Linked DNA regions of Homo sapiens: region 1 is linked to region 2. Evidence: chromatin loops called from intact Hi-C (ENCODE). Cell type or tissue: heart right ventricle. All regions are shown on one strand.

The links. Hi-C counts contacts between places; a loop is a spot of excess contacts. Peaks named below come from ENCODE experiments on the same cell type or tissue, not always from the same donor. Only the 100,000 strongest peaks of a DNase experiment are listed, where the experiment ranks them.
Region 1: a loop joins it to region 2, with 7 times the contacts of the local background. A loop is called at or near these places in 1 of 110 quality-filtered maps.

What each region holds. Positions count from the first base shown.
Region 1 is chr7:49,630,098-49,634,097 of GRCh38, forward strand. No RefSeq gene overlaps it. Among named protein-coding and RNA genes, the nearest start is that of VWC2, 140 kb to the right of the region's middle. In heart right ventricle, no CTCF peak of the experiment used is centred here; no DNase peak of the experiment used is centred here; H3K27ac peaks cover 2,406 bases.
Region 2 is chr7:49,845,712-49,849,711 of GRCh38, forward strand. The region is part of intron 3 of VWC2 (von Willebrand factor C domain containing 2); the gene reads left to right. It also overlaps a transcript of ZPBP not described here. Among named protein-coding and RNA genes, the nearest start is that of VWC2, 74 kb to the left of the region's middle. In heart right ventricle, no CTCF peak of the experiment used is centred here; no DNase peak of the experiment used is centred here.

The sequences.
Region 1 (4,000 bases), 220 kb before region 2:
TCAAGTGACTCAGACTTGTTTAATTTTATTTTGGTAAGCCAGAGCCAGTGCTGGTCTTTGAAAATTACAAAAACACATACATACATCCAAGGATGAAAAAAGATTCAGTTCAGATTAAGCCCAACTTTATCGATTCTCATTAATGGGTCAGGTACTGTGCTAATTAGAAATGTGCCACACACTTTTATTTGGGAGAGTGCCTTGCATGATCCTTGGAGATATTCCTCTTCTTGTTAGGACAATCAATGTCCAAGTAATTCATTCCTCCATCCAAATGCCCATCCTCCCATCTATCCCTCAAATACTTAGGGTCTACCATGTGTCAGAAAACATCTCTTAGTAACCCCTAATGTTAAGTTGTTTCCCTGGCCTACTCAGGGTCCATATCCTTCCCAAAAATCCTTCTAGAAGTTGATTTCTGTATTAGTTTTCACAGACTGCCTTTAGAAAATACCACAGACTGGGTGTTTTAAACAGCGGAAATTTATTTCTGACAGTTCTAGACACTGGAGATCCAAGACCCGGGGGTGGGCAGTGTTGGCTTCTCCTGACACCTCTCTCCTCAGCTTGCAGATGCCGTCCACTCTCTGTGTCCTCACACGGCTTTTCCTCCATGCATGCACACCCGTGATGGCTCTTTCTCTCGGAACGACAACAGTCCTATTAGATTAAGGCCCCACCTTATGACCTCATGTAACCTAAATTACCACTCTAAAGGCCTTATCTCCACACACTGTCACTTTGGAGTTCAGACTTCAGCACATGAATTTTTGGAGGAAGATAATTGAGTTCCTAAAAATAAGATTTCTATTTTTGTTTTGTCCCCTACCACAAACTGATTAGGATTCATTTTTTTAAATGTTATAGAGCTCCTTGACGTCTATGTGCCTCACTGCTTTTCATATTGGAGAGTAACTTTACACCCTAGCACTTTTACTGTGAATTCAATAAGATTTCAGTTACGATAAGAGCTTGCAGCTTCCTTGAACAGGAGAGAAGGAAAGAAATTAGTTTTAGAGGAAAAAAGAGTGTAGTTGGTCCTGAGTGTAGGCTGGCAATGGGGGTGGGGGGGTTAATAGACCATACCACACAGCACAGACAGCACAGCTCTAGAAGACATGTGCAAGGGAAGAAAACTTGTCAAAAACAGCTAAGACAGAAACAGGGAAGCCAGGACTAGCTGCCCTAGGTGTGCAGCCTCACTTGGCAGGCTGGGCTGCTGTGGAGTCAGGGAAAGACAGCATGTGAAAGGGGGCTCCTGCAGCCTCTGCTTCTGGATCATGAGTCAGCAGCATGGACTCATAATCCAAACCCAATTACAGCAAACCCCCTGTGCTTTCTGCTTGATAATTTGTTAAAAGGCTATAGATTGAGCTCTCAGCCTTGTTAACTGACCAGGTAAAAAACTGTGGCCTGCAAATATGTCTTCATCACATGCTAACTTTGGACAGAATCCATTTGAAAGTCATGGTAGTTCAGGAAAGAAAAGACTCAAGTGTACTTGGGCAGCACCTCCAAAAAAGGGAACTGGGCATCTTGTTCTGACAATCTCTTTGGCAGTGACCCAAGGACAGTGTTCAGAGGGTTTGGGAAGAGCAAGACACCAGAAAAGATAACTAAAAGAAATACAACTCTCAAAAAAAGAAAAGAGTGAGATTGTACTTGAGCTCCCAGGACTGCTGGGGATAAACCCACAGGCTCACCTGGCTCTGAAGAAAAGCAGCCAAGGCAGAGAGCGGGTGAGTGCTCTCAGAGTCCCCAAGGCCGTAGGACGGGACCATAATGATCACTTGGCTTTGGACACCCAGTCAGGCACCCTGCACATATTAAGATGACCTCTCTACTCCAACAAATGCATATGATTATTCCTAATCCCGGAATCATCCTTGCAGCTGTTTTCTAATTCCGTAAGTTTGTAAAAAATAATTCGTTTGTGCATACGCGTGTTCTTGTTCCCACAGAAGAACCAAAAAAAGAAAGAAAAAACCCTCAAACTCTTTACCACACTGAATTGCAGGCCTGCCTGAGGTCACTGAGACAATAGAAATGGGAATTAATCCAGCAGCAGAGAAAGTTGCTGGCAGCAGGCGGGATGCAGATGGAAGAGATCAGACAAGCACTGGAACCCAGAGTCAGAAGAAAGGCTCAGATAGAGAGCACAGAAGTGAGGAAGACAACCAAGGAGGAGCGGGCCTGATGAAGTGCCTGGGCAGGAGACACTCCAGCAGAACTTAAGCCCCGCCCAGAGGGTGGAAAAAGGGATGCCACGAACAAGGTGCACTCATCTCTTCCAGGTTTCCCAACAGCAAGCATTCCTCTGAGCTTAATGAATCTTTTTTAAACTTACTAAGTGTATTGAGTGTCCACTCCAGCAATCTGAGGCCATCTCAGTGGGAGTTGTAATGCCCCCACTACTTGCAGGTCTGCCCTACCAGGGGCCTGAGCTGCAAATGGGCTCCACACCAGCCTTGCTTCCAATGACAATATGCTAAGGACACCTGCAGAGAGGCCAAGTCTCCTGTCTGTCCAGCAAGAGGAAGCGCTCAGCTTCCAGAGGGTTGAATCTTTTCATCTTTTCTTTGCACCCAGCGCCTTATCTTTGCATCAACAGCAGTTAGTATTTAACACTTTGGAAAACTATAGTGCATCCCCATCCATAAGACCGTCTATGATGCGGACAACTCCCACCCACCTCCCTCACCCACCTGCTCCCTGTATGCAGAAGTTACTTAATGCATGTCAGCCAACATGACGTGCACAATTGCTGTAGGAGTCTGTTGGTGGGGCAGGGCCGCTGCTTCTGTCTAAGTAAACTTCAACTGTCTTCCAGGATTTGGATGGGTACCCCAAGGACAAAGTGCTTGACTCAGCAGGGCAGAAGGAAAGAGCATAAGTTTCAAGTTAAACATTCTTGAGTTTGAATGCCAGCAAGTTAAATATGCTCTTACCCTAAATCCATTGCGGAGGAAATTAATAATAAGGGATGTAGGGATCTGCCTCCTGGTATGTAATAAAAAGTTGCAATTGTTAACGTTTACTGCTAGCCAGTTTTCCCAAAGCTTGTATTTTGATCCTCTCAGGCAAGACACACATTGAGGTAGATGATGCTTTACTTTTGAAAATCTCTGATCCTCTCACCACCAGAGTGGGCTGCCTATGACATAAAAAACCATATAGAAAGAGCTACATAAACACATATACACAGATCTCCTCACACTCCGATCTATATACACAGACTTCATACACACATCCATGTACACAGACCTCCTCACACTCACATCCATGTACACCTCCTCACACACACATCAATATACACAGACCTCCTTACACTCAGATCCATATACACAGACCTCCTCACACACACATCAATATACACAGACCTCCTTACACTCAGATCCATATACACAGACCTCCTCACACACACATCAATATACACAGACCTCCTTACACTCAGATCCATATACACAGACCTCCTCACACACACATCAACATACACAGACCTCCTTACACTCAGATCCATATACACAGACCTCCTCACACTCACATCCATATACACAGACCTCCTCACACTCACATCCATGTACACAGACCTCCTCACACAAGATTCATATACACAGACCTCCTCACACTCACATCCATATACACAGACCTCCTCACACACACATCAATATACACAGACCTCCTCACTCAGATCCATATACACAGACCTCCTCACACACACATCCATATACACAGACCTCCTCACACTCACATCCATGTACACAGACCTCCTCACACAAGATTCATATACACAGACCTCCTCACACTCACATCCATATACACAGACCTCCTCACACACACATCAATATACACAGACCTCCTTACACTCAGATCCATATACACAGACCTCTTCACACTCAGATCCCTATACACAGACCTCCTTACACACTTATCCATATGCAGCAACCTGCTCCCACGCAGGCAGAATGGGTCACACCTTTTCACACCTCCATTGGAGATG
Region 2 (4,000 bases):
TAACAAAATTAAACCCAAGAGCACTTCCCAGTACAAAACAGACATCAGAATGACAGGGTAAGTTTCCCCTGTCTCTATGGCCACAGATATAGAACCTTGTGATGTGGGAGTGGCAAACAAACAGCAATGCAGGAAGGAAGAGCGAGTGAGTTAGTGTGAGTGCGTGTGCACACCCACACGTTTCTCATCTTACATATTCATCACTGGAGAGTTTTCACTAATGAGTCTTTGACACCTGCCCCTGTGGATATTTTGTTCTAAATGCTTCCTTGGTACAGTCATGATAAAAGACGGCTCCAGTCCATGGAAGTTATCCATGTTGTCCTGCTTTCCAAAAAGTATTTCAGGCAGCTTCAAAAATAAACATTGCTTTTTTTGGATGATATCACATTGCTTCTTTAGAGATAACTATCCCAAGGATCTAAGCAAGTCAATAGAGCCAACCAGACTTACTAAGATATGAATCCACCCCATTTCCAATACCTTTCCATCACTCCATTTGGTGCAAAGAGTCGCCCCCAAGACTGTTGCTCCAACCTGCATGTCGCCACTTCCTCTGTGGTAAATATGGAAAGAAATTTGATGGACTAAAACAATAACAACAACAAACATAGGTCTTTACCTGCACTTCTGTGATCTGGTCTCTTAACAGCTGTCCACTGTTGCTGCTCCCAGAACTACATGCAGGGCTCCAGCCCTGTGGGACATTTTTGACATCTGCAGAACAACATAAAGTTCTCCCTCACTTCCACGTCTTTGCATATGCCTTTTTCTGTGCTTGGAGTGTCATTTCCAAGCTTCCAAATTTGGCCATGGCCTGACAGTGATGAGCTCAAGGCTTATCACTGTAGAAAGCCTTGTGGGCTAAGACAGATGGCTCTCTCCTTTTCTCCTTATTACACTGTTATTATTATTGCCATACTTATTTCCTGCATGAAACTGTGAGTACCACAGAGACGTTTTCATCACAGTATCCACTGTGCCTAAAGAGCAAAGAGCAGATAATGCTTAACTCCCTGAGCTCCACATTGGTTGAATTAACTCATAATTTCCTGATATAGGAATGCATACATTTTCCCTCCTTTATACATATGTAAATTTCCCCAGCCTCATTTGACAGCCAGAGAAGTAGGTTCCTAATCACTCTGACACCTTGGCAGTTTAGCCTAAATGAGGTAAAATATTATGATACAAATATCTGATTGTTTTTCTTTGAAGGAATAATTAGCAGTTTGACAGATTGCATATGTGAATTATTCAGTGTGAGGCTGTAAATTTCCTACCTGCAGAATTTAACTCTAACTTGCAGTGAGCAGAAGGTCTGTGTCAAATTGGGATGTCTTTGAAAATGTTGGCTTGTTATTTGCAAAGTTTTTAAAAGAATAGCAAGCTGTAGAGAGGGACTTGTGACACGAATAGGTGTATTTTAAAAGGGTCACTGCCAGGATATAAGAATCCCCTGTGGGATGTAATATTAAGACACAAAAATGTGTGAACCTATTATAATATAATATAATATAATATATATAATATAATATAATTAGGTTGTAAATTCCACATCTGACTAGTATCATTTGCGACTATTGACAAGTTACTTATCCTCTTTAATCCTCTATTTCTGAATACTGAAATTGGCATAATAGTGTTATCTGTGCTGTAGAATTGTTGCTGAGAGGGTCAAATAGTGAATGTGTGTGTGTGGCTTGAGCACAGAGCCTTGCAGGGATCCCTGACCATTATTAGTTTAGTGCTATTACTTGTGACCCTCCCAAGGGCAAGGGTTTGAAAATGTGGGTTTTATTATTGGGTATGGTAAGGTCAACAGATCATGAGATGATCATCATTGTTCAAAGAGAGTTGGTTATACTCAGATATCCCAAGAGAAGAGGGTGTTCTATTGAGGAACACACAGGGGCACGCTGGCCTGGGTCAGGAGGCAGAAGAAGCTGAAGTAAAATATGAGCAAAAGCCCTCATGGTGGCTTCCACGGGAAGAAGGGGTGAGGCGGGCTTAGGATTGGCTACTTGGAGTGATTTCAGCAGACTGTGAGCACAGGAACTGCCCCTGTGTCTGGAACCTGGCCCTGATGATCAGAAGAGGTGGACAGTGGCTCTCAGTGTGAAAGCCCGCAGAGGAGGTCATGGGGATGTGAGCTCTGATTGGGTAATCAACAAGAAAAGTGCACTCACAGGTGAGTGGTTTACTATCTCCTGGAATGGGTTAGCACTGGGAGGGGCAGTCCCTCCAACGTCAGCAAGGCTCAATGTCAAAGCATTAGAATGCAGAAAATGAGATAGGGCTAGCACAGCATGTTGCTTCCACAGCAACATGGGTGGGAAGTCGGAAGCTTCTACAGGTCTCAGTCGCTAATTAGATCTGTCTCTGGGAGAAATGTAACAGGAGTCAGCTTTGTGAGTGGGATGCCCTGTCTAACCAGTGGGGGCTGGGGAGGCTGCAAGATAGGGGCCCAACTTTGAGTGACGTATGAGTTTTGCACTTATGCTGCAAGTGTCTTTGGGAGCAGTCTGTGGTGCAGCACTAGCTGTCCAGAGAGTGTCACCCTCCCACCTCCACTCAGAGCCTCCCACGGCAGGGTCTTTCCAGGATCTTCTCTCTCCTGTGGGGTAGCTCCAAATGTCCTGCTCCCCACTGACAAGAGGAAGCAGGCGACGCCCTGCAGTGTGTGAGAGCCGGGCATGGCCCCGGACCAGCTGTGCATCCCAGGACACATGGGATCCTCTGTTTCCAGCCCACCTGCCCAGGGTCGGCTGTGGGCCATAGGAACTGTTGCTCAGTGAGCCCAGAAATGGTGTGTCTCCTGTAGCTGTGGTCTGCTCTCTCGTTTCCTGGTTTATCACCCAGCTCCTCTCTAGCTGCTCTCAGGAGCCATCTTTTCCCTTTCTCCACTTGTAAAATCATGTCAAAAATATGTGCATCTATAAATCATTGACTGTCGTTTCTCACCTCCTCAGACCTTATATGTTCAAAGGCAAACACATTTTTGTGTTTTGTATGAATCATTTCTCTCACAGGTTAATAATATAAGTGGATATTTTGGTAACTGTTCTTTGGCCCTTAAATTATTTTTTATGCCACAATTCAAATACACTTTTATAGTATAGTCAATAAAATGATTACATTGTGTCTAATTCAGTAGACCAGAAAGGAATCTAGACAGAACACACCTCTAATAATATTTTCAGAATTTCCTAGTCTCTGTATCTCTTATATGATAGCACAAAAAGTTATCTAAACTGTGGAAAATGTGTGTTGATTATATCTGCTCAATACAGTAGCCAATTGTCTCTATTTCTCTTTAGGTCCTGCTTGCTTCATGTATGACAAATGTGTTGGTGCGCTTCCCTCGCATTTCTTGTCCTACTGTACTGTATTTCTTATTTCTCAGAGTTTGACTTACATATCCCAGCAGTTCATACCCTACAGTCCCAGGGAAACCCCACTGGATCCCGTGAAGCCTCGGCTGTGGGGGGAAACCAATACAGTCACCATCTCTTTATCACAAAATGCTTTTGTCTTTTATGAATGAATTTCCCCGAGGAGAGAGAGAGAAAGTGCTAGTTTTATTAAATCTGCTCAAAAGTAATTCCTTTGATGAACTGGCTGGGGGCAGCACTGGAAATTAGATGGCTAAGAAGGGAGTTTAGATTTGCTGTGTGTCCTGCCACTGCTCCTGAGGGCTCCAAAAGCAATCAGCTCTGCTGGGAGCAGACTGTCAGGAAGGGTCCTCGCGGGTCTCTGGATGGGGTTTGGATCTCCCTTCTGAAGTGCATCTTTCTGCAGCTAACTGGCATATGCACCCCTACTCCATGCCACATTTCAGCCCTTCTACACACACACACGCTGCCTCTTTTTGTTTCACAAATGTAAATGTTCTAACCAAGACTCAGTGTGAGAACATGCACCATTAGATAGAGTCTAACGCTGGGTGCTTGTTTCACCATTTGGTAGTGCCCTATTTATTTCAGGGAGATTGTGGATG